Linked DNA regions of Homo sapiens: regions 1, 2 and 3 are each linked to region 4. The links are chromatin loops, found by intact Hi-C in ENCODE. Cell type or tissue: B cell. All regions are shown on one strand. Each heading gives the region's core, and the rest is flanking DNA. Links, peaks and the distances in the headings are about the cores only. Region 1 holds the start of LRRC37A3 (leucine rich repeat containing 37 member A3). Region 2 has its middle 4.5 kb from the start of MIR6080. Region 3 overlaps RGS9 (regulator of G protein signaling 9). Region 4 has its middle 14 kb from the start of RGS9.

Region 1 (6,409 bases), core at 84-5,083, 200 kb before region 4:
AGCTTGCAGTGAGCCGAGATCGCGCCACTGCACTCCAGCCTGGGTAACAGAGCCAGACTCCATCTCAAAAAAAAAAAAAAAAAAAAAAAAACCTGAAAATATCAAGTGCTAGGGAGGATACAGAGCAACCGGAACTCTTCATACATTTGCAGGTAAGAATGCAAAATGGTACAGCTACTTTGGAAAACAGTTTTGGCAGTTTCTTATAAACATACAACCCAGAAATCATACTCCTAGGTATTTACTCAAGAGAAACAAGAATTGTGTTCAGACAAAAAACATTATGGAAATGTTTACGGCAGCTTTATTCATAGGTGCCACAAACTAGAAATAATTGAAATATTCAACTATTGAACAGATAAATGCACTGTGATACACTCATATAAAGGACTGCTACTCAGCAATAAAGAAACTACTGATACAACAACACAGATGAATCTTAAATACATTATGCACTGTACACGTATAAACTAAAAAATTAAAATACCTATTTAAAAGTCAAACAGGCCGGGCGCGATGGCTCACACCTGTAATCCCGGCACTATGGGAGGCCGAGGCCGGCGGATTACCTGAGGTCAGGAGTTCAAGACCAGCCTGGCCAACATGGTGAAACCCTGTCTCTACTGAAAATACCAAAAATTCGCCAGGCGTAGTGGCGGGCGCCTGTAATCCCAGCCACTCAGGAGGCTGAGACAGGAGAATCGCTTGAACCTGGGAAGCGGAGGTTGTGGTGAGCTGAGATCGCGCCACTGCACTCCACCCTGGGCAACAAGAGCGAAACTCTGTCTCAAAACTAAATAAATAAAGTCAAACAGTACATGAAAAAATAATATGATCAAGAGAGGTTCACTGCAAGAATGTAAGGGTGAATCAATATAAGATCTACTAATATAATTCTATGAATATACACTACTGTAATTAATATGTAGCATGCAGGAGGAAAACTATATGATCATCTTAAAAGATGCTAAGATGTCATTTAACAAAATATAATAGCCATATCTGATTTAAAAAAAAAAAACTTAAACAGAAAAAAAATTGAAATAGGTGAATATACTCAACACATTAAAGGTCTCAAACCAACAGTTAACCATTAAATATCTGCAACAGTTCCATTAAATTGGGATAGCATACTAAGATGCCTATCATTATAACTAACATTTGACATTGTTTTGGAGGAGGTGGTAGGGAATGCAATTTTTTTCTTTTTTCTTTATTACCCAGGTTCCCATCAATGGTAAAGGCAATGTAATTTGAAGAGAAAAAGGAGACATAAATATAAGAAAATCAGATGTGTACATGATTCATGTTTGCAGATGACAAAACTTTATTCCTAGAATAAAGTTATTCCAATCAAAGCAAAAGCTACAAGAAACAATTAGAAAAAAGAATAGGTGGCTGAATTCAAAATTAATTTTTTAAATTAATGAGTTTTCAACTAGAAGCCCCCTAGCAGAGCAGGTATTTTCATAGACAAATTAAAGATTAAATAAGATATCATGGCATAAGTGAAAATATTTAACAAATAAATTATACTTCATCCAATTTTGTAAAAAATACATACATATACCTGTGCCAGGTGCAGTGGCTCACGCCTATAATCCCAACACTTTGGGAAGCTGAGGCGGGCGGATCGCCTGAGCTCAGGAGTTCGACACCAGCCTGGGCAACACGGTGAAACTCCATCTCTACTAAAAAATACAAAAAATTAGCTGGGTGTGGCAGCGAGCACCTGTAGTGACTACACCACTTTGTTGACGGCCGTCCGGACCTGCAGCTGTCCGGGCCAGGTGGCTGCCCCCGCCTCCCCCCGGCCGGGGCGCTGGTGCTGGGGTGGGGCTGGCGGCGGCGGCGGCTTTCTCCGGCTACTGCTGCCCCCCCTGGGCGAGCTCAGCCGCGTCTTGGGCGCCACCTCAGCCTGGGCGGCGGCCCACCTGCCCCGGCTGCTGCCGCGGTGCCGCGAGCGGAACCCCGGATGGGTCCGGACGTGGGCGGCGGCGGCGGCGGCGGGGCCGGGGCGCAGCGCTCCGCAGAGGGAGCCGCGGGCTGCTTGGTCGGCCTGCCCCGCCGGCCCCTCATGTTGGAACCGAGGCGGAGGGAGAAGGGAAAGCGGCCGGGAAGGGGCGGGCGCAATGGGCGCAGTGGGGGCGGCCGGGGCCGGGTGGGGAGGCCAGAGGGGCAGGGCAGGAGGGGCCCGGCCTGCGGAAGCGGTTGGAGGGAGAAGGCTCAATCCGAATGGCTGGGGCCTCACTGCGGATCGCCTTCAGCCGCCATCTTGTTTCTTCCGTTACCGGAGCGCGGTCACGTGAGCTGAGCAGCCTACGAGCCTGGGACGGGGCGAGGTGGCGCGGCGGCCGCTAGGGGGAGCGCGGGAGCATTGAGTCGGGGGCGGAGAGCCTGGGGCGCCGGGGCTGGGCGCAGCGCGGCGCGGCTGGACTCCGGGCGCGGTGGCGCCGTTGAGAGAGACGCGCAGCTCGCGAAATGCCCCGCGGCTAAGGCCTTCGGAGACCATAGTCTCCGCGGACCCCTGGCTGGAGCCCAAAGCCGGCCGGACCTCCTCCCTGCGTCTCCCCTTCCGCGGCTCGGAGAGGAAGGCAGGAGAGCCCCCAAATATTCCCCTCCCGCCCCCTAGGGAAACTGAAGCTGAAAGAGCCAGCGAAAGAAAAAAAAAGTCTCGGAGTGGGGCGGCCCGAGCGACCTAAGGGACGGGGCAGCGCCAGCGACCGAGGGAAATTAGTCGGGGTGGGGGAACAGGGAGACAAGCCCCCAGAATTTAGGAAACTCCTAAATTCTACTAAAAATACAAAAATTACCTGGGCATGGTGGCGGGTGCCTGTAATCCTAGCTACTGAGGAGGCTGAGGCAGAAGAATCGCTTGAACCCCTGAGGTGGAGGTTGCAGTGAGCCAAGATTGCGCCATTGTACTCCAGCCTGGGCTGCAAGAGTGAGACTCCTTCTCAAAAAATAAAATAAAATAAATCAAGAAAAGTCTGGAAACCATGCCAACTGGTGAAATGAATAAAGAAATAAATGTTGTCTGGACTGAGTGGCTCACACCTCTAATCCCAGTACTTTGGAGGCCGAGGCGGGCAGATCACTTGAGGCCAGGAGTTCAAACCAGTCTGGGCAACATGGTGAAACCCTGTCTTTTCTACAATTGCAAACAAATTAGCCGGACGTGGTGGTGCATGCCTGTAATCCCAGCTACTCGGGATGCTGAGGCCCGAGAATCGCTTGAACCTGGGAGGCAGAGGTTGCAATGAACTAAGATAACGCCACTGCACTCCAGCCTGGGTGACAGAATGAGACTAGGTCTCAAAAAAAAAATTATAATTCAGTAACATAGTCAGTTACAAGATAAACATTGAGCCTGCCTCCTAGGTTCAAGCGATTCTCATGACTCAGCCTCCCGAGTTGCTGAGATTACAGGCGTGTGCCACCATGCCTGGATAATTTTTTGTACTTTTAGTGCAGACGGTGTTTCACCATGTTGGTCAGGCTGGCCTCCAACTCCTGACCTCAAGTAATCCACCCACCTCAGTCTTCCAAAGTGCTGGGATTACAAGCGTGAGCCACTGTGCCCGGCCTCAATTTGGGTTTTTATGGAAGCTTCATTACAGAGTCATTAATGATTACACCGTTGGCCGTTGGTGGTCAGCTTAACCTTCAGCCTCTCTCTCTTTCTCAGAGGTTGAGAGTGGCACTGAAAGCCCTGACCACCAGCCCCAATCCTGAGGCTGTCTAGGAAAGCCTAATCAGTCAATCATTAGCATAAAAAAAAGACTTATTTTGCAGATTCTGAGGGTTTTAGGAATTGTATGCCAGGAACCAGGAAGATCAAATACGTGTTTCACAGTCTCACAGGACCACATAGAGGAGATTGGTCATCAGTGTTTCTCAACAGAAGCGCTTTGGCCTTTTGGACAAGCCAGTTTACACACTGTAGGAAGAAGTTTAGCATCTCTGGGCCCGGATACCAAAGGCTAGTACCAGCCTCATCATTTTTACAACCAAAAAGGTAACCTTGCCCGCTCCCCATACATTCCCACTAGGAGGTGTCAGAACCACTTCCGGCTGAGAACCACTGGAATACATTTTGGAATATCCAAAAAATGTACTTCCATTTTAAGAAAATAATGTGGGATTGGTGTTTTTCATTTTTTAATTATTTGGAGGAAATTGCCAATGACAAGTGCTTGAACAAAAAATCCAAATTACAGACTAGTGTATATATAGTGTGATGTATCCATTCAATTCACTCAGGAAATGTTTATTTAACACTTAAGGTGTGCCATGCACTGTTTCCATTCCACATTCTGTACAGAGTGGGAAAATATTTGTAGTTTATATCCTTTATATGTAAATAAATAGGTCAGTTGCACTTCAAAGCCAACAAATAAAAGTGATCTCTAAATCTAAACCCCAAAGACAATCATTTTTAAACAACTTTAGAATATATCTTGTATATATTGTTTTAATGCATGTGTTCATATATAAACACATTTTATACAAAAACAATCTAATGAGGAAGAAAAATTATACTTTGGGAAAGAAGGAGCCGGGTGCAATGGTTCACGTCTGTAATCCCAGCACTTTGGGAGGCCAAGGGAGGTGAATCACATGGCGCCAGGAGTTCAAGACCAGCCTGGCTGACATAGTGAAACCCCATCTCTACAAAAATACAAACATTAGCTGGGCGTGGTGGCGCACACCTGTAGTCCTGGCTACTCCGGAGACTCAGGCAAGAGAATCGCTTGAACCTAAAAGGCAGAGGTTGCAGTGAGGCGAGATCGCGCCACCACATTCCAGCCTGGGCGACAGAGTGAGACTCTGTCTCAAAAACAAAAACACATTATTGCTAAGGTAATTTGCTTTTGAGTTCAAGACCAGCCTGACCAACATGAGGAAACTCCGTCTCTGCTAAAGTTTCAAATATGTATAAGTACTGGCATATTTTAAAAATACATTTTATTTTCTTTTTAGTTTATAAGATATGTGATTCCTTCTTTACATCTACCTATTTTTATTTCTGCCTCTTTTTTTAAATAGGGTTAATTTTTTTTTTTTAAATGGAGTCTTGCTCTGTTGCCCAGGCTGGAGGGCGTAGGGCTGCCTCTGCTCACTGCAATCTCCGCTTCCCGGGTTGGAGCAATTCTCCTGCCTCAGCCTCCTGAGTATCTGGCATTACAGGCACCTGCCACCATGCCCAGCTTTTTTTGTATTTTTAGTAGAGACGGGGTTTCACCATGTTAGCCAAGCTGGTCTTGAACTCCTGACCTCAAGTGATCCTCCCTCCTCAGCCGCTCAAAGTGCTGGGATTACAGGTGTGAGCCACCATGCCCGGCCTGTCAAATTGCTCTATAATTTCATTTGGAGTGAATTCAGATTAGACCATTGATTTTATTGGCTTTTTTTTTTTTTTGCTTTTTGAGAAGCAGGGCCTTATTCTTTTTCCTAGGCTGCAGTGCAGTGGTGCAATCACACCCCATCGCAGCCTCCCCCTACCCAGATCAGTAAGTCCTTCCGCCTCAGGCTCCCAAGTAGCTGGGACTACAGGCGCGTGCCCTGCCACCATCTCTGGCTAATTTTGGGGTGTTTTTTGTTGTTATTGTTGTTGTCATTGTTTTTTTGTAGAGACAAGGTTTTGCCATGTTGCCCAGGCTGGTCTCAAACTCCTGGGCTCAAGCAAGTGATCTTCCTTCCTTGACTTCCCAAAGTGCTGGGATTATAGGCATGAGCCACCGTATGGGCCCTGGTTATCTTTTTTTCATATTACACATTTTCATTTTCAAACATTTGAATTTTGCAAGCTTATTTTGAGTGAGAGGAGTGTTGTTTTCTTCTCTCCTGAAGCCCAGTGTAGCCCAGTCAACCCTTAACTTCCAGCAGGGAGCCAGCGCTTATCACTGCCTCACACACAGCATGTTAGCCTCCCTTATCCCCGAGAAACTCATACTGTTAGTGTTCAGCCACCACTTCCTCCTTCTGCATCTGGAGTCTAGAAGGCCTGCAGTTTTAGTCCTGCTCACAGTTTTGTGTCTGTTCCGTTGAGATTGTTGTAACTTATTTAAGCATGACTATGTCTTTTCAATTTCTCTTTTTTATATTTTACTCTCACTTGTATGTTCTTGAAGGGAGAGGGAGGATCAAAGTGTGCGCCCGCTATACCATCTTGGTTTTCCCAAAATCTGTCCCACGATGTTATAAAAATATATGAACTAGGAAATGAAACTCAAGGTTTTCTTTCTAACCAAGGAAGAAGTTCAGTCTCTCTCTATAAATAGAGAAGGGCTGTTGAATAATTTGTCACATTGCTTCTCTTTTGACTTTATAAGACTAGATAGTCTATAGACAGAGAAACAGTTTCATTAAACCAGGGCCATTCAGGTTTATTTGGTAAAATATTTGT
Region 2 (8,233 bases), core at 1,890-6,889, 350 kb before region 4:
AACCTTTTGAATTCATCTTTGCCAACACCTTCCTCCTCCAGGAAGCACTCTTGGATTTCCCTCTTGCGAACAAGATTCTGGGAGGATGGCTCCTCCAACATGCCCCCCACAGCTCTTTGCAGATGCATCATGTCATATCATATCATATCTGCCATACCATAACTACCATGCCATACCATATCATAATTGGATCTGCTGTTCAATTTCTCCTGGACAGTAAGCTACCTGAGGGCAGGAACCATCCTTTATTTTTCATTGCTCCCTAGTGCCCAGTACAGCAGCTGACATTCACTGACTAGGTGAATATGGTAAGTGAAAAAGCAGAAGGCACAATCGTCATTACGCTGTGATGTCTCTATGGGAACTGCCCAAGACATACACATAAGAAGGCAGAATAAATGGGAAGAAACCAACATGCTAACAGTCATTTGATTGAGATTTCCTCCTATTATTCAAATATTTGTAATGGAGTTAAGCTATTTTTATAGGGAGGGAATAGTAATTTACACATTTAACTGGGCCAACGAGGAGAAAGGAAGGGGGAGGTTGGGAGGATTCTGCAGGCAGGCCCTTCTGCTACCTCTGCTTCCTCTCTCTGGCCCAGCCCCTAGACAGACACAAAGGCCTGGACGGGGGCCCCTGCCCCACTCCCTTCATGCCTCACAGGGGACCCCCAGCCAGGAGAAGGCAAGGAGGCAGGGTGGGCACCCACAGGGGCCTCAGTTGGACAGAAGGGTCCTGCGGGGCTCACCTGGCAACAGCTCTGCAAGTTCCCTCAACACCAGAATCCTTCTGCAATCTGGAAACAGAGCTTCCCAAAATTTAGCAAGAGCACCTGTGCCCCTATGCCCCTGTGCCCCAGAGCCCTAGTCCTGGCAGCCCTATTTCCCCCTCAATATGAACAAACAGCCGCTGACCTCTCACTCCCCGGCACAGATCCAGCTCTGAATCTCCCTAACATTCAGGCATGGAGCCCCGACCGCATTTCTGGTCAGCAGCTACCCCCTGGTCACGATCATGGACTTTCCCATTCCCCAGGGCCTGGCACTGACCACCCATCCAGGCTGGCATTCAGAAGTACTGATGCCCACCCTTCCCTGTACTGGACATAGTCATCTCTAAGAAGGGCAGAGAAAATAGGTCCATGGGAGCTAAGCTATGAGGAGGCAAAGGCCTAAGAATGATATAATGGACTTTGGGGACTTGGGAGTGGGGGAAGGGTGGGAGGGGGGTGAGGGACAAGAGACTACACATTGGGTACAGTGCACACCACTCGGGTGATGGCTGCACCAAAATCTCAGAAATCGCCACTAAAGAACAAACACCACGTGCTCCCCACAACTATTAAAATAAAATAAACATTAAAAAATAGGTCTAGAGTGAGGTCAACTACTGAGGCCTGGGAAGGAAGTGAGGGGGCAGGTGGGGCCCATCTCAGGCCTCTGGGGGCCGAAGGGAGCCAGGGACTAAAGAGGTGAGAACCAGGCGCAGGCTCCAGGGAGACCCCCAGAGACCATGTGGCCTGCAGGGGAGTTGGGGGGGTGTGCAGGGAGATCTCTGGGGGGACAGCAATGTGGGGTGAGGGTGGGAGGGGTACCCAAGAAGCTGCTCTCTCCTAAGTCAGGTCCTAGGCAGGCAGAGGGGCTCTTGGGACAGCCTGGGGCTGCAGGTGAGTCCCTGGGAGGGAGACAGCTGAGGCGGCTGCCCCAGCTGGAGGGTGGGGGTGAGGGTTGTTGGAGGAGGGAGTACAGGCAAGGGGCTAGCTGGAGTCCCCTCAATTTGGACTTAGCTTCCTGCTATTACCAACGCCCCTTGCCAAAGGCTCCCTGGCTGGCCCTGAGTGGGGACAGGTGGGTCTGTCCCGAGGCCAGTTTCTTTCTCTCAATCACAGCGGCCTCGGGCTGCCCTCGGAGTTTGTCCTAGGAAGTGGGTGCTGGGCCTGGATCCAGAGAGGAGGGGCCCCCAGGTGGGTTTTAGGATTTGGGAAAGGGAGGGGAGAGAGTGGAGAAACTGCTGTGGCCGCCCTCTAGTCCCTCAGGGGCAAGGGCTCACTCACAGTTCCCAGCGGAGGAGGAGAAATGAGGGCCCCCGCTCCTTCCAGTCGGGGCTGCCTGCTCAGGTGCGGCGCCTCCAGGGTTGCTTGTATAAGAAGGTGCAGCAGACCGGCTGGAACTTCCCTCCCAGCGGCCAATGCCCCAGCAGCAGGGGCGGGCTCCAGGCCAGCTCCACCCACCTGGGCCTTCCCACTTCTGGGTGGGGATGGTGACTGCACCCTGAGATCCCAGAGCCAGGACCACAGCCATGGGGAAGAGTCTCAGAGGCCCCTTTATTGCACCGCCTTTGGCCTGGCTTCCCAGGGCTCCCTGAGTGGCCTCTTTGGGAGAGAGGAGGAGTCATCCCTGCTTACCTCTCCCTGTCTCCCTGTCTCCCCTCTCAGAAGGGGTTGCTTCTGCCCTCTCCTGGGCAGCAAGAGAACAGGAGACGTCCCTCTCCTGGGACATCAACTCTCCCACCACAGGGCTGGGCACGCAGGATGCTCAGAAGAAGGAGCGCTTGCTTGCCTTCAGCTTGTACTGTTCTTGCTGAGAGGAACAGGGTGGCCAACCCTAAAGGCCACCTGGCTGAAACTGAACCTGCTGGCCAGGGTGGGGCTTGGGGTCAGGGGCCTGGAACTGTCCTGGACACAGCCACTTCCTGGCTGTATGAGCTTCGTCCTGTCACTAAACCTCTCTGAACCTCTGTTTGTACTCAGGGCAAATGGAGGTGCCTACACCTGCCTTCCAAGCTGCTGGGAGCTTAACCCTGGGTTACAAGCCTTTGAGCAAGAGCCCACAGGACTGTTAGCCCCTTTGGGACTGCGTCTTACCACACTTTGTCCCCAGTGTCCAGCACAGTGACCAGCCCACACCAAGTACTCAATATGTGCGATTAGAGTGCATGGGGAGTGACAAGGCTGTGAAACACCATCCATGGCAGGAACTCCTCTGTTCTGGGGGTCCCTGGCCTTGCCCAGTAGCCTGCCCTAAGCCCTGAGCTGCCGCCTGACAGACGGGGGTCCCTATACACTCCCCAGTGCCCCCGTGCCATGCCATCCCCACATCCTGCCCCCTCTGTTCTGCACCCACTTTCTTCCGAGATCCCTTCTCAGCAACAATCTCCTCCCCATCTTCAGCCTCCCCATCTCCTGCCCACCCACCTGAACCTGGGGATGTTTCCATCTATGACCTACACCCCCTCTGGCCACGCTGTGTCTCTCTCTCTCCTTCTGTCTGTTGTCTACACACTCAATTCGCACCCTCACTTCACTCCTGACCACTGCCCTCTGCCTTCAGCACCCCCCTGACCAGCTGAGCTTCTAGTGGCCACTTCGGATAAGTGTTATATGGCCTTTCTCTCACGTCACCTTCCTGTGCATCTTTCTTCTGGACACTTCTTGTCCTCTGAGCCAGCACTCTCATGCTTCTCTTCCCTTTGTCTGGCACCTAAATCCAGGCAGGCCCCACCTTTCTCCACCCTGCTCCTCCCCAAGTCCCCCCCACCCCCCAACTCAGTAAGCAGCACCACTGTCTGCCCACAAGTGCCAGCTGGGAATCTGAACTCAACCCGATTTCCCTCCCACCTCCCTCGGCCCCCAGACCCTGCCCATCCATCTCCCAAACCTCTGTTACCACCACATGCCCACGAGACCACCAAGAGCTTCGGCCATTCTTGAGGCCCTGGCCACAGGGATTTTTTTCTCAATCCCATTCCTGTCTCTGCTAAAAGCCTCACAGCAGCTGCAGGATAACGTGCACATTCCTGGCAAGGGCTCATGAGGCCCTGCCCCGGTGGGCACCCACTCTCAACCCCATGCTCCACTCTGAGCCCCGGCCCCATGTCTTCTGTTGCTGGCCTCCTATCCAAGAGGGTGAGTCCCCCAGGACCGTGGCTGTGCCTGAGTCCTCTCTAGATCCAAAGGCTCACCAGGGCTCTGCAGCTATTTGGCTAGTTCATGCCTAATGAACGAGTGAATGGGCCTGGAGGATTATGGTGGGGAAATGCCGCCTGGGACAACTAAGGGCAGGGGTGGGGTTCCCTTGTGGGGGCAGGACCAACTCCCTACCCTGGACTTTGTTGGGGGTGGAGCACCAGGGAGAGCCACAGCTGCCTCTTGAATAAAGCTCCGTGGCAGGGAACGTGGTATTATTGCACTCATTGCACAGGGGAGGAAACTGAACCAGAGACGCAAAGTGACTTGTGGAGGTCACATAGTGAATTAGGGCCACAAGTGGGGCCAGGGAGCAGCCTGTCTCTGGCCAATGTCCTAGTTCCCCCCTGGGTAAGTCCCCTGCCCTCATCACCTGTGCCCCTCCCCCCATATGCCACTGCAACTGGGAACCTGCTGGGAGCTGGAGGAAGGATGGGCAGAGGGGCCACCTGGCAGGCGCCCTGGCAGCCGGGGTGATCTGTCTTCTCAGGAGATGTCAGGACCTGGGCAGTCTCCTTCCTCTTTGGTCCTGGGGCCTGGGGTGGTGGCCCTTGGGCAGACCTACAGAGGCCTGGCTCATAGGTAAGGGGCTGCCGCACCTCCGCCCTATTCAACATACACTCTCTGTGCACTCTGTCTGAGCCAGACCCTGGGCCAGATGCGAGGTTCAAAGAGCAAGGCCATTCCCCCACCTCCAGGGGCTCCGCTCAGACGGGCAGGCACCGTCCCACCGTCACTAGGACAGAGAATGTGGAGAGGCCGGGAAGTGCGCCACCGGGAGCCTGCGCAGGAAACGGAGGGGCGCTGCGGGGGAAGAGCGCTGGCATCCAGCCACCCATCCCAGAGAAGCTGCCTGGCTGGCTGGCAGGGGCGCGAAACAGGAACCAGCCGCGGTCTCCAGCCCCGCCCGCCGGGTGCCGTTTTCCACCCTGGCCACAAGGCGGCGGGCTGCCGCTGCAGGAGCCAGAGTGAAGGCGGCGCAGACCCAGGGAAGCCAAACGAGGATGACCCAGTCTGGGTGGACCCCCTGCTGCTGCCAAGCGCTTCGAAGCCTTAATTCATTTAAGGCTCACAACCCTAATCCTTAGGTATTGTGCTTACACCAGAGGACGCTGGGCCTGGGGGGGGAGGGGGTGGTCCTCGCTTGTAAGTTAAGTGGCTGTCAGCAGCTGGCAGCTGCCCCAGCAAAATCCAGTTCCCCTTTCCCTAGTCTCAAAACCTGAGCTCTGCATTGTAACGAGACAGGCGGAGGGAACACCCAGCAGCGGGCCTACGGAGGCGTGTCTCCTTCGTCTGGGCATCCCGGACTCAGTCCTGGCACATGGTGGGCATCAGTGTTCATGGTAATGACATCAGGCACAGCGAAATAAATCAGAGGCTCCCAAGGTTCAGAGGTCATCTGTCCATCCCCTCCCTTTGTGCTAAAGAACAAACCGAGACCCTGAGAGAGGAAGAGAGCTGCCTCTAGATCATCACACGGCCGGTGGCAGATGGCAGAACGGTTCTAAGCATCCTTTTCTCCCCCTCGGGCTGCCCCTCCCTGAAAAGTTCCTAAAGTTCAAAATGTCAGAGTCCCCCAGAGTGTTCTGAGGATGCAAGAGTGTTTGTAAAACGTGCTCTATTTTCGATTTCCCAGATTAACACAACTGGATTCTGAAGAGGGGAAAAAACAACCTCACTTAACACGTCTTTCTGAAACAAACCCATCAGGAGTTCTTTTAAAAAAAAAAAAAAAAAAAAAAGGAACTGAAATGCTGGAAGCACCCTCAAAGGGAAGCAGACGCCTGACTTTCACATCCACCCTCTCATCTGACTCCAGGCTCCTTGAGCTGGCGGCAGGCCCGCAATCCCCCGTTCCGTGCCCAGATGCACTTCGGAATATAGAACAGCTGGGACTTGGAAAGATAATATGTGGCACCCACCTGCTGTAGGTTACATAACCTCCCAGCAGGGCTTGGGGCAGCAGCCGGCCATCGAGCTTATTTGCATTTCTGCAGCAAAACATGAATATTCACACAAGTGCGATAAATAAAGACCATCAACAGCCTCATATCAGTTCAAGCGCAATTTTGCCACCAATTTGATTACGAAAAATCTTTCGGGCTTCCAGGGAGCTTTGGAGCCTGGAAATTGCAGATGAGGGATGGGGGCCTGCACTGTTTCGCGGCTGGGGAGAGGGAGCTCATCCGAAGTCTTCCGACAGAGGTGGGCGTCATGCCCGACGCTGAGCGGAGTGGGTCTCCTCGAGCCCAGGCTCCCTGCGGGCGCTGTCCTCAGCGAGCCTCCCCGCCTCCGCGCCCGGGGTCGTACCTGCTTCACGATCTCCTACCGCGGCGGGCCGCGTACCTCCTGGATGGCCTCTTAGACGTTCTCTGAGTCGCTGCGCGACAGGGGCAGCAGGCACACCCAGGAGCCCGCTACGCTGCAGGCCTTGAAGCTGCCGCTGCTTCCGAGGTTGCCGGCGGGAGGCGAGACGACGGCGCGCGTCAGGTCGTCCAGGGACTGCGCGGGCCGCACGGGCGCCGTGGGCCGCAGGTACAGGCAGGCGGGCAGGCCGGGCGCCAGGCTGCTGCGCTGGCTCGCGGCGCCGCGCTGCGCAGGGCCGCACAGGGAGCTGGCCCCGCCTCGGGGCTCCGCTGGGGGGCCGTTGGGGGCCGCTGCCACAGCCGCGCTCACGAACCGGTAGTCGTAGGCGAGCGGCTCAGGGGCTGCGGGTCCCGATGGGGGGACCTGGCGGCGCGTCAGCGGCAGGGTTGCCCAGCGCAGGCAGCTCGCGCACGTACTGCGCGGGCAGGTAGAAGGGGCGGCCGCCGGGCTTGCGCCGCACGTGCCACCAATGCTCAGTGCTCTGTGCTGCGCCGCAGCGGCCGGTAGCGCTCATTGGGCGGGATGGCCACGCGGCGCCCGTCCTTGCCGGTGTACTCGAAGGGGTGCTCCACCAGTACGTACACGTCCCCCTCCACATCCGCCGCCATTGCGGCCGCGGCATTTTCCTGCAGGCAACAAGGAAGAGGGCCGCGGAAGTCAAGACCACTGAGCCCGGAATAGCCCAGCACTCGAGGAGAGACTTGGGTTCGAGTCCCGATGCTGCACTTGCCGTTCGCCTTCGGGCCTCAGTTTTCCCATTTCTAAAATGAGGACTTGAATAAAATCACATGCAAGGCTTCCATTCTTACACTCAGTGCTGGAATTAGGACAACCTCTTCATTCCGTGGGGTTGATTCTAAGATTTCAGCCTCGCTTCAGTCCTGCGGTGGGGAGATTGTGGGTAGTCTTGGTCCAAATCGACTGCGAGGGAAACTTTGGCTTTAAAACGAGGGGTGATTACCTGCTCTAAGGTCGACACCACGCTTGCTTGATAGTTGACCGTGCCTTAGTTTTCCCGTCAGTCAAGTGGGAAGAGCAGCCCATTTCCTGCCGCTCCCCGGGCCCTGTCCCGCCTGGACGCCTCCCTCCAGGAGCCTGCGCCCCGGCCCCGGGGTCAGGGTTGGGATGCGGGCTCTGCAGGCGCCCCGGCGAACAGCTCTACCTGGAGGCTGTCCCTGCCCCGCTTAGTCCAAGGGCCTTGGTGTGGGGGCCTCCGCTGTCAAGGCGGGGGAACCGGTTCTCTCGGTTTCTCTCCCCTTCCCCAGCGGCTTCAACGCAGACGTGAGCCCGAGCCGGGCCCGCCCCCGCCCCCTGCTCTCCGGCTCTCACGCCGCCCCCCGAGAGAGGCTGCCCACCTGCCCTGTGACCCCTACAGTGTCCCCAAGAGAGTGGCCCCTGGAGAATGCACTCTGAGACAGTGACTGTCCGTGCGGAGTCCCAAAGCAGGGGCCCTCAAAGCTCTCCGGAGTGGTCACAAGCCCCGCTCCCGCCCCGGCTGGGTGTGTCAGGGATGGGGGAGAGCTTAACTAAATCTGCCGGCGCCCCTCCACCAAAGCCATGAGTCGGTGGTCTTCTCCGGAAGTGCATGGCCCCTCCAAGCTCCCACACTGACCACATCTCCTCCTGCCTCCTAAGGTGACCCAGGCCAAGGGCCAGGAGACCGCGGCTTGCCGAGGCTGAGGGACCGAAGGAGCAGGGTCCAATCCGGGACTCCCGTAGGGCTCCTTCGCCACTTTGTCAAGCGTTCCTCGACTAGGAAAGGGTATACACTTGAGTCACTAAGCACACTGGGCCCCGGAGGCGGGGTCATCGAGCTGCCCAGAGCCAACAAACCCCAAGGTGGACACTGCCCCGGCGCCCCTTCCCCCCGGACCCCGCAGCGCACTCACGTCTGCTGGG
Region 3 (8,233 bases), core at 1,388-6,387, 75 kb after region 4:
TGCTCACTGGACCTGCACGCTTGTGTTATTTGGAAGAGGGGGCAGAGGCAGAAACACAGGAGAGTTCCGGCACACAGAGGGAGGAAGAAGAGAAGGGTGTAATGGTCAAATTAGAGGGAGAGAGAGAGGAGGACAGGGGAGAAGGGACAGGCCTGAGTGTGTGAGGGAGGTGGGGTGATGGGAAAGGAAGGAGTGCCAGGTATAGGTCACAGCTTGGGTCAACACTGCCGAGGCCATGAGGAACACACAGGTGACACTGACCCAGCTGGGTAAGCAGGCCTGGCCTGGGAGGGCCCTGATTCTCATCTTAAGCAACACTGGTACCTATTCCACGTGGCCCGCTCTGGGCAGCCAACAGGTTAAGGAGGCCACTCCTCTGGAGTCAGGGGTCCCCTGTCTACTAAGGTCAACTGCAGAGCCAAAGACTCTAGAACTACCTTCTGGGGAGGCTTCCCTTATCCTCTTTGGGCTCTGGCTGTTGGGGTGCTTCTCTGCAGCCCATGTCTGCCTCCCAGCGTACTGAATGAGAGAGGCGACCTGTGTCTGCCTGTGGACAAGCATGTGCGGACGCTGGCTCTCCCTGGAGGAGAAGGCAGGGAATCTGGCCAGGAAGAGGGTTGTCCTAGGAGGGCTTGGGGAGGAGAGATGGATGGCCGCTGAATTTTAAATAAAATGGGGAGCATGGTATTGAAGACAGGTAGAGATTGCTGGCAAGAAGAAAAATGTGTGTTCTGTGTAAGAACCGTTGATCAGAGGGCACTGGGTGGGTGACAACTGGAACTCCCCATTAAAGTGGGAAGCCCTGTTCTTTTTTGTGGATCCTATATGTTTATTGAACCAAATATATATATACACATATATGTATTTGTAAGTATATGTATATATATATTTTTATTGGTGCACCTATCAACTGTGCCGCGTACACTGAACCCCGTTTTTAGTCTTATATCCCTCACTCCCTTTTCACCCCTTTCCCCTGAGTCCCCGAAGTGCATCGTGTCATTCATAAGCCTTTGCATCCTCATAGCTTAGCTCACATGAAAGCGGGAAGTCTTGTTCTTAATGGTTTAGATTTTAGAACAGTATTACAATTACTGGGGAAGCTTAACAAAAACATCAACGTTCAGGCCTTATCCTCCCAAACCTCTTATTTGGTTGGCCTGGGTTGCTGTCTCACCACTATCAGCGTTTTTTGAAAGCTCTGCTGATTTTCACAAACAGCCAGGATTCTTAGGCTGGTTTACAGCGTTGATTCCCAGTGTGGGCCCTGGACCAGCGGCATCCGCAGCACCAGGGAACCTGTCAGACATGCGTATTCTTGGGCCCCACCCACTCCTACTGAATCAGAAACTCTGAGGTTGGGACCCAGCAATCTGTTTCAATGCATCTTCCAGGTGATTCTGATGCATGTGGAAGTTTGCAAACCACTGTCGTCATCACAACTCAGCTTCTTACTAATTATGTGAGACTTGGCAAGTATTTAATCTCTTTGAGCCTCAGTTTTCTTGACAATGAGATGGGATAGTAATACTCAATTCATAGTGTTCTTTTAAGGATTCGATGGTATGTGTGTAACGCACAGTACCTCACATAGGACAATGCTTTGTGAATGGCAGTTGTTAATGTTATCAGTTTTCTTATTGTTTGTACACTTGTTCTTATGGAAAGTGTAAAACTTGCTTGGCATGCTTTATCTTGGATCCCATAGACATGAATTGTGCCTGGTTCTGGTCCTAGCTGCTACATCAGTGGGAAAAATGGTGTGAGGGACTTGAAACCTTAGTTTCAAAGGTCTGTGTTAGGTTTAGGAGAATTCCATAAGGGATAGGAGAGAACACTGAGTCTTTTTCTGATTCTCTGGAATGTTAGATCTCTGCTAGCTGGGCTCGAATATCCTACCTGGGATCAGGGAAATCTTTCCAAACAAGGAGGTGCAGTGGGACCTGCATCTTAGAGGAAGCCCTGAAAGGGAGTGCAGAGATGGCAAATGGGTCTACTCCGAGGCACATGGCCTGAGGCAGGTACAGGAGGAGCCACCGGCTCCCACCAGAAGCCAGGGTGTGCCATGGTAGGGGGGCAGCTGTCGTGGGTGATAGGCACCCAGCAGGTGGCAGTGATTGTAGCACCCATCACCAATGCTGCTCCAGAATTCTCTCCTAGTCCAGGTGGCAGCCTGACCCTCTGCTGGCCAGGCTCCAGGCTGTTACCATGCCTTGGAGGAGGCATTTGAATTCGTTTGTCCTTAAGGTTAAGTGAGCAGGACCTGAGTGTGGGCTCCCCACGGTGGGCATCCTCCTCACCTCTGGGATGGTCATGTCTTTGATGTGAGCCCCGGGGGACTTGTCTGTGGCTGCATCTTCCTAGCAAGTGATTACTTGGCTTGTGTGTTATGCAGGGATTGGGAGGAGGAGGATTGAATTGAGCCCTGGGCCATGAGACTAAAGGCCCTCACCCCAACCCAGGCCACCACCTGTCACAACCGCTACCTCTCTGGTGCATTTACAAATCATCCTTGCAGGGTGGAAATCCCAACCAAGATGCGAGTGGAACGATGGGCCTTCAACTTCAGCGAATTGATCCGAGACCCCAAAGGTCGACAGAGCTTCCAGTACTTCCTCAAGAAAGAATTCAGTGGTGGGTCTTTGTTTACAAAAAAAAATTAAAATAACTTACTTTTAGAAAGAGTCCTTTAATGTCTAGCCTAGGGTTTGGGGAATTTCTCAGCAGATGTTTTCAGAGCTTTGCTTATGCCCTTAAACAGTTGCTTCCTTTCACAGCTTTAAGAATGGGACCTGAGCCCAAGACTCGTTCTTTCCATAGACTCAAAGAGGCCCCACCGTCTGGGGGAAAATTGCACCTGCTCACAGAATCTACATCAGGATCCCTCACATTTCTGAGGGCTCCATCCATCCTGGATGCCCCCACTGTCACCCGAGGAGCCCCCGCTCCTTCTAGTCAGCCTCTAAATATAATGAACCTGGAGGAAGGGAAGGGAGACAGGCAGGCTTTCCCTTTCTTTCTCTTTTTGTCTCCCAGCCTGATTTTCTTTTTTCTTTGTTTCTTTCTTTTTTTTTTTTCTGGAGACAGAGTCTTGCTGTGTCGCCCAGCCTGGAGTGCAGTGGGATGATCTCAGCTCACTGCAACCTCCGCCTCCCTAGTTCAAGCGATTCCCCTGCCTCAGCCTCCCAAGTAGCTGGCGTTACAGGTGCCTGTCACCACACCTGGCTATTGTTTTGTATTTTGAGTAGAGATGGGGTTTCACCATATTGGCCACGCTGGTCTGAAACTCCTGACCTCAGGTGATCTGCCCTCCCCAGCCTCCCAAAGTGCTAGGATTACAGGCGTGAGCCACTGCGCCTGGCTTCCTGATTCTCTTTAGCTCAGTGGTTCTACACATTCAGTCTGCCTGGGGATATTTTAAAACATGTTTTCCTGGATCTCATCCCTAAAGTTGCTTTTAAATTGGTGGGGGTTGGAATCCTTGAAGTTTTGGAAACTCCCCAGATGATTCCAATGTGTGGTGATTGACAGCCATCACCTTAGCTCCTGGCCTGATTTCTTCAGGGCCTTAGGAGGGTGTGGATTTTAGTGAAATGGGCAGGGCCACATTTTGTCCCATCTCTGAATGTCACCTCATGAGGGGAACTGTGACTTTTTTTTTTTTTTGATATGGAGTCTCGCTCTGTTGCCCAGGCTGAAGTGCAGTGGCATGATCTCAGCTCACTGCAACCATTGCCTCCGAGGTTCAAGTGATTCTCCTGCCTCAGCCTCCCAAGTAGCTGGGACTATAGGCACGTGCCACCACACCTGGCTAATTTTTGTATTTTTAGTAGAGACAGGGTTTCGCCATGTTGGCCAGGCTGGTCTCGAACTCTTAACCTCTAGTGATCCACCTGCCTCGGCCTCCCAAAGTGTTGGGATTACAGGCGTGAGCCACTGCACCAGGACTGTGGCTTTTTAAATATACTGCACTTCCCGGAGAAGCATCCACAAAAAAACACGAGGCCAGATCAGAACCAGGCTGTGCATTCACCACCTTCATTGAAATATTTACCTTTACGGGATTCTTTTACTTCCTTGCTCAGTACCCAGCCCTGGGGGCATCACTCCTGAGCCTTGACACTCAGCTGCTTACTACCCAAGATCCACTTGTCTGTGGCACTGCTCCAGAAACGAATCCTACTGGACATGCCTTTAGCCTGGCTGACTGCCGGATGCAAAACATTACATGATAATATGGATTGTTGATAATCATCTCCCTAATCAAGTCTAATTGCTGCTCTAGAACAAAACCCAGAAAAGATGGATGGACTGGCGAATAAGTGGTTATAGTGCCATCTAGTGGCAAAGTGACAACATACACCCTGAATTTATTATCTCCCCCCCACTAATTCCTTAGTGAGAATCCAGCGAAAAGATTTCCCTGCATTATTTAAACCGTATTATTAGCAATCTCCTCATGAGATTCCTGAGGCTTTAGGTATGAACAGGGCAGATAAATCATCAATTTGCTCATTTACTTTTTAAAAAGATTTTTAAATTGAAATATTATTTGCATATGATGAAATTAACTTTTTAAAAGTGTACAATTCAGGGGTTTTAGTGTATTCACTAAATTGTGCAACCATCATCACTAATTCTAGAACATTTTTGCCACATTAAAAAGAAACTCTTTACCCATTAGAATCATCTTCTATTCCTGCTTCTCCTGCACCCCAGCCCTAGGCAACCACAAATCTACTTTCTACCCCTACGGATTCACCTCTTCAAGACATTTCATGTAAACGAAATCATGCAATATGTGACCTTTTGTCTTTTTTCACTTAGCATAATGTTTTCAAGGCTTGTCTGTGTTTCAGCATATAACAGCGCTTCTGTTCCTTTTTTTTTTTTTTTTTTTTTTTTTGACAAATTCTCACTCTGTCGCCCAGGCTGGAGCGCAGTGGCGTGATCTCATCTCACTGCAACTTCTGCCTCCCGGGTTCAAGTGATTCTCCTGCCTCAGCCTCCCAAGTAGCTGGGATTACAGGCGCCCGCCACCATGCCCAGCTAATTTTTGTATTTTTAGTAGAGACGGGGTTTCATCATGTTGGCCAGGCTGGTCTCAAACTCCTGACCTCAGGTGATCCACCCGCCTCGGCCTCCCAAAGTGCTGGGATTACAGGCGTGAGCCACTGCGCCTGGCCACGTGGTTCCTTTTTAATGACTGCATAATATTTCCTTCATTCCTTTTTAATGACCCCATAATATTTCCTTGTTTGTATGTACCACATTTTGCTTATCCATTTGTAAGTTAATGAACATTTGGGTTGCTTTGACTTTTTAGCTGTTATGAATAATGCTGCTATGAACTTTGGTGTACATATTTTTGTGTGCTCATTTAATATTTTTGGTGGGAAAACGTATGTAACATAAATTTTACCATTTTAACCATTTGCTTTTGAGACGGAGTCTTGCTCTGTCGCCCAGGCTGGAGTGCAATGGTACCATCTCGGCTCACTGCAACCACTGCCTCCCTGGTTCAAGCAATTCTCCTGCCTCAGCCTCCTGAGTAGCTGGGATTAGAGGCGCCCGCCACCACGGCCGGCTAATTTTTGTATTTTTAGTAGAGACAGGGTTTCACCATGTTTGTCAGGCTGGTCTCGAACTCCTGACCTTGTGATCCGCCCCCCTCAGCCTCCCAAAGTGCTGGGATTACAGGCGTGAGCCACCCATGCCCAGCCGAAATCTTCTTCCTTTTTAAGGCCAAATGATATTCCCTTGTAGTCTTCACCATATTTTGTTCATCCATTCTTTTATCGATGGACATCTGAGTGCTTTCCACTTACTGGCTATCACGAATAATTGCTTATTTAATTTTACTAAGCAATCAACTGTCTTTTGCTATGGGCAAGATGGTTTACATGGCACTTTTGTCAGATCAGTTACATTTTAGTTGAGAGCATCACTGGTCTGTGATCTCAGTCCAAAGAACGCCCTAAAGTTCATGCTGAAAAGGAAGGACCTCTATAGAGCTATGGGACAAATGCCAACTAGTTTAAAATTGTGCAGCCTTTTCTAATATGAAGCACCCAGGAGCTTTTAAAAAAATGCAGTTGACCCTTGACCAACACTGGTTTGAACTGCACGAGACCACTTATAGGTGGATTTTTTTTTCAGTAAATATATTTAAAAACTTGGGGGGATTTGCAACAATCTGAAAAAACTTGCAGATGAACTGCATAGCCTAGAAATAGAAAAAAGTTATGAAAAGGTATCATGAATCCATAAAATATATATGTAGATACATATCCACTTATGTGTCCATTGACTGTTTATGTTATTAGTAAGGCCTCTGGTAAACAGTAGGCTATTTGTAGTTAAGTTTTTGGATTTTCTACTGCATAATGGTCTGCGCCCTAACCCCTTAATTGTTCAAGGTCAACTGTACTGAGAAAAGAGAGGAGAGGATTTTGTTGTTCATTTCCCCACACTGTGACACACTCCACGATTTACACACACACACACACACAGACACACACACACTTGCTCTCTCTTGTGATCGTCTTTATTTTCCCAGGCAAAAATCACCACCTGGGACCACTGTATGAACATATGCGTGGTACCTCTGGACGCTGCAGGTTAGAGAACCTCGAGTTGGAGGGAGATGAAGGATTTGGGGGAACCTGGCTTTTCCTTCTGGGCCAATCCCCTCTGGCTCAGGTGATGCTCAGTTCAGTCCTGCTCCTGGCCAGACCTTCCCTGAGGGTCAGTCCATCAGCACTGCTTCTTGAACAGCCTCTCTGTAAGAACCGTTGGCCTGGAATATGTCTGGTGAGGGACTGCAAATGATGGGTTCTCTAAGCACAGCCAAACAAAGGAGGAAGAACTCACGCTCAGTCATTCAACGGGAGCAAAGGAAGGAGGTCTTGATGTAGAAAACCGTAGCGTAGCAACGCATGTATAGAAGCCTATTCATGTGCGAGCTCGTTCAAGCAATATTTCCTACAGCCAAATTCTAGAATAAAAAAGAGTACGACAACCTCTGGGGGGTGATATGAACTCTGGCCTGTGTATTGTTGGAGGAAAGGAAGCTGCCACGGTGTGAATGCATTGCTGCAAACATGGTAGGTGCCAATCTAGTTTATTTCTAAGGCCACGTATTGAGCAATTACTAAGTTCCCAATGTTCTTCCAGGCCGTAGAAGTGAAGATGTGGCTCCTTTCCCCAAGGAGTATTGTTGTCTAGCATCACAATGTGCAATAGCTTGTTCTGCGGCAGGAAAGGTGTTCACTGAGCTGGGAAATGGAATCCATCCCGGTTGACTCATTTCTTTTATTTCCTCTTTTCTTCTTCCAACTTATTTCCTGCCCGGCCCTCATCCACGTGGACTTCTCACCATGCAGGAGAGAATCTGGGATTCTGGGAAGCCTGCGAGGATCTGAAGTATGGAGATCAGTCCAAAGTCAAGGAGAAAGCAGAGGAGATTTACAAGTGAGCATCAGCCAGGGTGCTGGAAAGCCTTCCCTTGGGCCTCTGAGGACCACCCCATTGTGCTTGAGGTGAAGATAGGATGAGAGGACAACAGCCTGGTAGCTGGCTGGGCCCTGGTCAGCATCAGTTCACTGTACTTGCCATGCTAGAAATAGTTCCCCGCTGCTTTGGGAGGTTTGGGGGTTCCCTGAAGAAAGCCTGGTGAGACATGCAGTGTGAGTCACCTGTTCCTATGGGAATGTGTCTAGGGGTTAAAAAAGCAAGCTGTCCCGAATTACAGTGCAGAGTGCTCTGTCTTTGACTAAAGCCTTCTTAGGTGTCCTGAGGGGTGTGTGTGTGTGTGTGTGTGTGTGTGTGTGTGTGTGAGAGAGAGAGAGAGAGAGAGAGTGAGAGAGAGAGAGAAGAAGCAGCAAGATGGGAAACCTATTCCTCACGCTTCCTTAGAGATGTGAGGAACACAGGGGAAGGGAGCTCCTCCCACATGTCTGGGACAGTGAGCGCAGCTTGGGGTACAAACATGGGTGGGCACATCTCATTCCTGACATCACGGCTCCAGCCCCCACTTGTTCTGAGCAGCAATAAGTCTGTCCCTCTCCATGACTGTCTCTCCTCCAAATTACACAAAAGCCAAGAGTTCCAGGTTAAAAGGGTCAGTCCTGTTTTCAATGGCCAGGTGGAGAGGGAGGGGAAGGTGTGATGAGGCTCCCAAGGTTGCTGAAAGCCACACTCCCCCTCCCCAACACTCCTCCCCCTACAGGCC
Region 4 (8,233 bases), core at 1,543-6,542:
CTTGTTGAGTAGTGGAAAGGGTTTTGTTAACCCTTCACCCACTGTGGTTCACTTGATAAATGATAGATGAATAAAGAGTGAAAATGAGCACAAAAGTGCCTAAGAAAATTTTCTTCTTTATTGGATGAGGAAAGGGTCTGGAACAAACTAATGTAAAATTGAGAAAGGATGAGGGGTATAATCAGAATGACATACAAGCAATGAAAATGAATGAGCTAGAGCTAAACACTACTACATATATTAATATTAGCTGCATAGTGTTGAGTAAAAAAAGCTAGTCCAGAAGACAAAATAGTGTAAGACATCCTTTTGATAAAGTTTTAAAAAAGTGAAACCAATGTATTGTTTAGATATAAATGGCTGTGATAAAACAAAAAACTCCAAAGGCAAGAGCATAAACTTTACAAAGTTTATCATAGTGGTCACTCCTATAGACAGGGAAGCAGGAGGATTGGTCAGAGAGGAGCATGTTGTAACTCTAAGTTATTGGTCATGTTGGTTCATGAAATATTCCTAATACTATTAAATAAATCTAAATAGAATAAAATAAATAGAAAGGGCCACGCATAGAACAAAGATGTTTTTGTACCAGGGACTGAGAATTATGACTAACCCAATCCAATAAGCCTGAGGTCCAATAAAAAGGGTGGTGGTGATGGGGGTTAGTCTAAGGCCTGAAGAAAGGGAGGGATGTTAACACTTTAAACACTGATAGTCGAATGTGAAGCGGAGGCAGGGTGGTCAGTGGGATGGAGGCCACTCTAAACAAAATGTATGGTTTTTGCTATTTGGGAGTAAAAGGCAGCACAATTTCAGGACACTTTATTTTTTGTTTGTTTGTTTTGAGACAGAGTCTCGCTCTGTCGCCCAGGCTGGAGTACAGTGGTGTGATCTCGGCTCACTGCAACCTCTGCCTCCAAGATTCAAACAATTCTCTTGCCTCAGCCTCCTGAGTAGCTGGAATTACAGGTACGTGCCACCATGCCCGGCTAATTTTTGTATTTTTAGTAGAAACAGGGTTTCACCATGTTGGCCAGGCTAGTCTTGAACTCCTGACCATCTCCTTGTTCTGATTGCAAGCTCACTATATGTCTCAGTACAATATAAGAATCTAGTCTCCCATGTAGATCTTCCTACAGGAAAGAAACACACTGTTGGCAAATACAATGATCCAGTCTGACTGATAATTATGTTTTTCACTAGAAAGGAATTAACTCACACTCCAGGTTTATACATCAACTTCTTTTAGTTTGGTTAGCATGTGACCTCTGGATCCTGCTTACCTCTGTGTGAACTAATGGAACCAGCGTTTTGGCCCTACAGAGTGAAGGACAGGATACTGGAAGAAGACAGTCCAAGGCATTGTTACCCAGTCATCCCCAGTCAGGTCTTGTTTGAAACTCCAACAGTTTAGTAATATACTAGTAAGTCAATTTGTAGCTCTACTTGAAGAAGGTTTGTGCCAAACAAGATAGTTTCAGTAACTAAGCTATGTTGAGTGATGTTCAAAACAATTGTTCTAAATTTTATTCTATGTCAGAGCAAGGTTCCAATGAATATCAATGCAAATATACAACACATTTAAATGGTTTTTAATTACATTCTATTTATACAGTTAGCAAATGTTGATCACATCTTATTAAAATAGGTCCATCTAGGAGACTGTGAACAAATTTCTAGGTTTGTCATTAAGAATCCCTGAATCTACTGAATTTTAGAATTTCGACACAATTCACATTTTTTCCAAATAATTATTTCTACTGTTTTATAAATAACTGTATATTGATAATGTTTGCTCAATAATATTGAGATGTTATTTACTGTTCATGATGTGTGCAGGAGGAAGTCCAAGGCCAGGTTTTGTTCATTTCCTTTTCCAGGTGTTATATGGCTTGTGGCACTTCACTAACTAGGAATCATTTTCTTGAACGTTCACAAAACAGAAACTATCCTAACCGAAATCCAGTCAGATGATTTCAAAAAAGTAGATCTGAAATGCCTTTTGAGAGCTGCGAGTGCCTTCTGAGCAGTCCTGTGCCCAGGTGAATGCTTTATGTCAGCATTTTGCAAAATGTGTTCTGGGAAAAACCACATGGGAGGGATATTAATAGAGTGTTACTTTAAAGTTTCTGTGGTTAAAATGCTAGAGAAACACCAGACTAAACAAAGTTAAGCAAGTTCATCACGGCAGGCCTTCTCTGAACGATCTAATATTCTATTAACTGTGTTAAGAGACTGGCAGATTCCTCCCTCCCTCCCTCCCCCCGCTCTTTCTCTCTTTCTTTTTTCTTTCTTTCCTTCTTTTTCTCTTTTCTTTTCTTTTCCCTCCCTCCCTCCCTCTCTTTCCTTTTCTTTTCTTTCTGTCTCTCTCTCTCTCTCTTTTTCTTATTTTCGCCTCAGGAACACATAATGGCAAATGCTTCTTTATAGGGAATATTTCCCAACACAATCTCATAGAAGTGTCAGAGAAGGTATATCAGTTTCACACATGAATAGTTTCCGTTTTATGGATAGTTTCCGTTTTATAAATGTTCAAGAAAATGATTCATAATCACTGAACTGCCACAAGCCATATAACACCTGGAAATGGAAATGAACAAAACCCGGCCTTGGCCTTCCTCCAGCATACATCATGAACAGTAAAATAACATCTCAAAATTATTGAGGAACTAACACCTGTGGTAAGTGGCTGCCCTGGTAGAGAATCCAGGCCAGTATTCTCAAACTAGTAGTCTACAATCATGAGTCTCATTTCTCCTTGGTAAGATTTTTTTTTTTCTGAGACAGGGCCTCATTCTGTCACCCAGGCTGCAGTGCAGTGGCACGATCTCAGCTCACTGCAACCTCCGCCTCCCAGGCTCAAGCCATCCTCCTACCTCAGCCTCCCGAGTAGTTGGGACTACAGGCGTGCACCATGATGCACAGCCTTTGGTTAAGAGATCTTGATTTTGTCTTCACCCTCCTCTCCCATAGGGAGGACGTTAGGACCCTTTCTACCCCTGTACCTCCAATCCTCCTTCCAAGTGGCACTGTCTGCATAGTTCTTGTACTCTACTCTTCCAGGCTCATAGTTCCTCATCTTCTGAACTAATCTTCTTCCCCATTATGTGGTCACAATACTAAAGTGCATTTTTTGTTTGTTTGTTTTGGTTACTTGACTTGTTAAAATTGACAAGTCAGTCGTTCTCCTACATACGGGAAAAATGGGCCCTGAAGTATATATATTTACAGGTCTTGTTCTGTCGCCCAGGCTGGAGTGCAGGGGTGCCACCAAGGCTCACTGCAGCCTCGACCTCCCAGGCTCAAGCAATCCTCCCACCTCAGCCTCCAGAGCAGCTGGGACCACAGGCGCACACCACCACGCCCGGCTAATTTTTGTATTTTTTTTTTTTTTTTTTTTTTAGTAGAGACTGGGTCTCGCTATGTTGCCCAGGCCGGTTTCTAACTCCTGAGCTCCAGCGATCCTCCCAACTTGGCTTCCCAGAGTGCTGGGATTACAGGCGTGAGCCAGTGCGCCCGGCCTAAATTAAATACTTTTAAGTTGCAGTGTCACCATTATTTTTTTCGAGCCTGTAGGGGTTATAAAAAGGAAAGTCCAGAGCTTAGGTATTGGAGGGGCCGATCTCGAGGTAGCACTTAGGCGAAAGGGATCCCGGCGCTATGGGCTTCAAGGGGGCCCCTCCGAAAAGCCTTCCACCCCGGCCCCCAATCCCGCGGCGCGCGAGTTCCGTGGAGGAGGCCGCCCGCGGCCCCAGAGTCGGCATTAGGGGTTCGCGTCCACCCGGCAAGGCCTCCCGTGAGCCCAGAGCAGGGACCTAAGAGGATGCGAGAAACCCTCCAGCAGAAAAAACCCCGCAAACTCAGTGCACTCAGGACGCTGTCTGAAAGAAGCCGAAAGTGGGCAACCGCCGGAAGCCGACACCCTGAGCCCGCATTTCCTCTCTAGGAATCCGGAGGTTTCCGCATCTCTATGGTCTGGGCGTCGAGCGGCGGAGCCTGTGGTCTCTGGCGCAAAGGAAAGTGAACTCCCAGCGAGGAGGGGAAGGAGCATCGGCTTGTCTCTTCGCGATCCCTTTCCTACCCCTTCTCACTCGTGCGCACCTGGCAGTACCACCAGCAGAGCCTCGGAAATTGCTTTCATCACGATTTAACAAAATGAAGACACAGGAACACAATAGGACACCCCCAAACTCAACAAGTTTCTCTAGCTTTTTGCCAGTAGTGTAGCGCACATGCATTTTTAAAATTTAGATGAAGTCTAACATTCATGCAATAACACAGCTGAAATGACGAGTAATAACAATAATAATAACCCAGAAATGTTTGACATTTGAAGTTCCTTTTGAGTTTGAACCCCAGGCTGGAACTGGATGAGCTGGCGTCGTCTCTCAGCACAGACCCTGTCCTCTGGTCCCTAAGGCCGCGAGCAGGAGAGACACACCTGTTCTTCCACTTGCTCCCAGGGCTCCAGCTGGCCCATCTGTTGATTCGAAGGTTCATGCTAACCAACTTACATATACTTTCTTATTTGTATTTTCCACTCTAAAAAGGGATAGGGAAAACAATGCAAATATAAATAACTGCAGAATCTACTAAAATTAGAATTGTCTAGGTTTACAAAACATATGGCATCCAACACAAATAAGGGTGTGGTGAAATTTGTTCATTCTGAGCAGACAGAATGTAAATATATGCATCCTGTTGAAAAACTACTTGGCATTTTATATCAAAAGCCACCGTGACTCATGGGATCCCATCTGTGAAAATTTATCTCAAGCAAATAATGCAAGAGAAAGGAAAAGCTGTATTTTTGAAGTGATTCTGCAATGGACAACTACTGTTATTGTTCGCCCAACATTCAGTTTTTCTTTTAATGATTTTAACAGTAGGATTTTTCTGTGGGAAACCTACTAGCCCTCAATCCACTTCTGGGGTGGGCCCATGACCCAGGCCTGGCCAATGAGAATATCCCAGCATGGCAAGGCAGTAAGACATGAAGTCATGAGCCAGGCTGAAGGCCCCGAGTCCTGGCTCTGCTGCTTAACAGATGCATGAATGTCAGCTTGTTATTCAGCTTCTCTGACTCTCAGTATACTCATTTGTTGAATGGGCACATTAATAGTCCCCTGCCTCACAGGGGTAAAGATTAAATGAATGAAGCAGGTGTAACAGGGCTTGTTATGTCCTACCATGATCAGTTCCTACCTCTGTGACTCTGATCAATATTTCCTATGTCTAGCATGCTTTATTACCACCTTTCCTTTCTTTCCTTTTCTTTTTACTTTCCACATGTTGCAATATCATCTACTGCATTATCCTAGACATTTATTTTATATTTTTCTTTCCTCCGGGGAATACCCTGAAGGTGGGACTGTGTCTTATTCATCTTTGTACTCTGGTTGCTTAACACAGTTCCCACCCCAGAAATGGTGCTCAATAAAGGCTTCTTGAAGAAACGGAATAGCCTTGAGCCCAGAGATGAGAAAGAAGTTGGAACAACTAGTGAAAAGGTGATAAATCCTAGATGATAAACAAAAGGGGAATAGAGAGAACCACATGAATATGAACAATTTTCTTTAAAAAACAAAAAAAAACTTGATCCCTGGGGATTGCAGACTCCCTATCTCCCTAGCCCTGGACTGGCTCCCATGTGGTGGACAGATGAGTTCTAAGGACAGACTTGTGCCTAAGATTCACTTTCTGAATTACTGCTTCCTTTTTCTGCCTTAGGAATCATCTCTTCCCTTGGAGACTAACAGGAGAAATTAGCATTCTTTTCAGATAGATCCAATCTGCCTTCAGGAAAGACCACCCCGCATGGCCAATATTCATGTGCAAAAATTCAGACATAAAATGCAAAGTGTAGAGGAGGCTTTAAGATACAGTAAACAAGGCCAGGCATGGTGGCTCATAACTGTAATCCCAGCACTTTGGGAGGCCAAGGCAGGAGGATCCTTTGAGTCCAGGAGTTCGACACCAGCCTGTGCAACCTAGCGAGACCCCCATCTCAACAAAGATATAGTAAGACACTAGGGAAAGGACAGGCTTCATTAGGTGCCTGGAGGAGATGGGTCAGGCCAGCCTGGAAACCCTCGAAAACCCTTTCTAATGAGTGATTGCTCATCTTTTGATGGTGATACTGAACGAGTGATACCAGCATCAATTTCTCTGCTGTACAAGACCCTCCTGGAATCCATCTGAGACTCAGAAATTCTCAGGTTTGAAAGAGATGGACAGCAGCACAGTTTGCCATTGAGTATAGAGTAGATCTCATCTACAACTTTGGACTGTGGCCACTGAAGCTGGGAACACTCCAAAGACACCCAGTTCCCTGGTCTGTGAGATCATCTGCTTAAAGTACAAAATTAGTTGTTAGAAAGTTTTTCCATGAAGTCCTAATTAGTATTAATGTAATAGTGTCTTAATTCAGGTATTGGTAACCCTTAGCAATCTTCGGTGAAGCATCCAGAACCTAACAGATAGAGGACTTCCTGACTTAACCGACTTCTCCTACCACCAGATTCTGCAATTTAGCAAACATTTTCACTTTTTTTTTTTTTTGAGACGGAGTCTCACTCTGTTGTTGCCCAGGCTGGAGTGCATTGTCATGATCTCGGCTCATGCAACCTCTAACTCCCGGGTTCAAGTGATTCTCCTGCCTCAGCCTCCCAAGTAGCTGGGATTACAGGTGTGCGCCACCACACCCAGCTAATTTTTGTATTTTTAGTATGGATGGGGTTTCATCATGTTGGCCAGGCTGTTCTCGAACTCCTGGCCTCAGGTGATCCGCCTGCCTTGGCCTCCCAAAGTGCTGGGATTACAGGCGTGAGCCACCATGCCTGGCCTAAACATTTTCACTTACAATATTAATTATAATTTTTTAAGAATAATTTGATTTTCTCATAGCAAGCAAATGAATTATTAGAAAGTGGAGGCTTTGCCCAGGGGTACGCATGTTAGTAAGCAGCCAAACCAAGACTCAGCCATGGTTTATTTTGTTCTGAATCCTGTGCTGTTTCCATGACTGCAGTGCTCGGCCTCCCTGAACTGCTAGATAACAGTGACATAAATTCAGTGAAATAAATTCTGGCTGTGTTGGCCAGGCACGGTGGCTCATGCCTGTAATCCCAGCACTTTGGGAGGCCAAGGCGGGCAGATCACTTGGGGTCAGGAGTTTGAGGTCAGCCTGGCCAACATGGTGAAAGCCCAACTCTACTAAACAAACAAATGAACAGAAAAACAAAGCAAAACAAAAAAACAAAAATCAGCCAGGCATGGTGGCATGAGCCTGTAGTCCCAGCTACTCAGGCGGCTGAGGCAGGAGAATTGCTTGAACCTGGGAGGTGGAGGCTGCAGTGAGCCAAGATTGCACCACTGCACTACAGCCTGGGCAACAGAGCGAGACTCCATCTCAAAATAAATAAATACATAAACAAATAAATAAATAAATAAATAAATTCTGGCTGTGTCTACCTGGGTATGGGATTGATTGATCCATGACTGGGAAATTTTGGACAAGTCTGTTAGAAAGAAGGTGAGGGGCTCTTCTTGAAAGGCTCTTAAGAAGGTAGTAGGCCAGGTGCAGTGGCTCGCGCCTGTAATCTCGGCACTTTGGGAAGCCGAGGTGAGTGGATCGCTTGAGCTCAGGAGTTCAAACCTGGGTAACATGGCAAAACTCCGTCTTCACCAAAACTACACCAAAAAATTTAGCCGGGCATGGTGGCACGTGCCTGTAGTCCCAGCTACTCAGGAGGCTGAGGTCAGAGGATCACTGGAGCCCGGGAGGTTGAGGCTGCGTGAGCCGAGATCACGCCATTGCACTCCAGACTGGGTGGCAGTGAGACCCCTGGGCCCAGAGAAAAATAAAAAGAAATGAAAGTAGCAAATGTGGCAGACTTAAAGCTGAGAGGAGGGAAGACCTAACTCATGAGGGATGGGACACTTGGAGCAAACAGAGGGTCCTGGGATCTAGAGGTTTCACAAGGATGAACAACAGGTAAGTGAACCCTGAGCAGAACTGAATGCTGGACTTAGAGGGCAAATATACAAGTTCAGACTTTCCAAGACGACTCAGCTCAAAGTTAAGATCGGGATATGGCCATGGAAGTGGATAGCTGAAGTGAAGCAGAAGCAAAGATCGCTGGAAGGGAGGAGGTTAAGGTCAGAAGGTTGGGGAATTCATCCACTGGGACCCTGAAATCACCCAGGATGGACAAGAGGAGGATGTGGGTAA

Evidence for each region. Hi-C counts contacts between places; a loop is a spot of excess contacts. Peaks named below come from ENCODE experiments on the same cell type or tissue, not always from the same donor. Only the 100,000 strongest peaks of a DNase experiment are listed, where the experiment ranks them.
Region 1: a loop joins it to region 4, with 11 times the contacts of the local background. A loop is called at or near these places in 5 of 110 quality-filtered maps.
Region 2: it touches region 4 in a loop (5-fold over the local background); 2 of 110 quality-filtered maps call a loop at or near these places.
Region 3: a loop joins it to region 4, with 5 times the contacts of the local background. A loop is called at or near these places in 29 of 110 quality-filtered maps.

The regions. Positions count from the first base shown.
Region 1 is chr17:64,917,180-64,923,588 of GRCh38, forward strand. It overlaps LRRC37A3 (leucine rich repeat containing 37 member A3), which reads right to left and starts at 2,299. Exons shown (of 15, transcript NM_199340.5): 1 at 2,252-2,299; 2 at 1,571-1,691. RefSeq lists silencers at 1,649-2,028, 2,099-2,188, 2,289-2,508 and enhancers at 2,124-2,624, 2,700-3,201, 3,202-3,701. In B cell, for the core only: CTCF peaks have their summits at 2,356 (motif pointing right) and 2,555; DNase peaks (open chromatin) are centred at 1,842 and 2,352; H3K4me3 peaks cover 1,751 bases; H3K27ac peaks cover 1,619 bases.
Region 2 is chr17:64,772,120-64,780,352 of GRCh38, forward strand. It overlaps the pseudogene ARHGAP27P1-BPTFP1-KPNA2P3 and the pseudogene ARHGAP27P1. Among named protein-coding and RNA genes, the nearest start is that of MIR6080, 4.5 kb to the right of the region's middle. RefSeq lists enhancers at 5,679-6,348, 6,349-7,017 and silencers at 6,504-6,723, 6,884-6,943, 8,197-8,233. In B cell, for the core only: CTCF peaks have their summits at 4,922 (motif pointing right) and 5,128; DNase peaks (open chromatin) are centred at 4,922, 5,452, 5,692, 6,682 and 3 weaker places; H3K4me3 peaks cover 2,304 bases; H3K27ac peaks cover 284 bases; H3K27me3 peaks cover 979 bases.
Region 3 is chr17:65,194,608-65,202,840 of GRCh38, forward strand. It overlaps RGS9 (regulator of G protein signaling 9), which reads left to right. Exons shown (of 19, transcript NM_003835.4): 13 at 2,519-2,634; 14 at 7,386-7,473. Among named protein-coding and RNA genes, the nearest start is that of RGS9, 61 kb to the left of the region's middle. In B cell, for the core only: CTCF peaks have their summits at 4,352 (motif pointing left) and 4,551; a DNase peak (open chromatin) is centred at 4,304.
Region 4 is chr17:65,119,491-65,127,723 of GRCh38, forward strand. No RefSeq gene overlaps it. Among named protein-coding and RNA genes, the nearest start is that of RGS9, 14 kb to the right of the region's middle. RefSeq lists enhancers at 3,134-3,665, 3,666-4,196, 4,002-4,051. In B cell, for the core only: no CTCF peak of the experiment used is centred there; a DNase peak (open chromatin) is centred at 3,931; H3K4me3 peaks cover 1,334 bases; H3K27ac peaks cover 1,029 bases.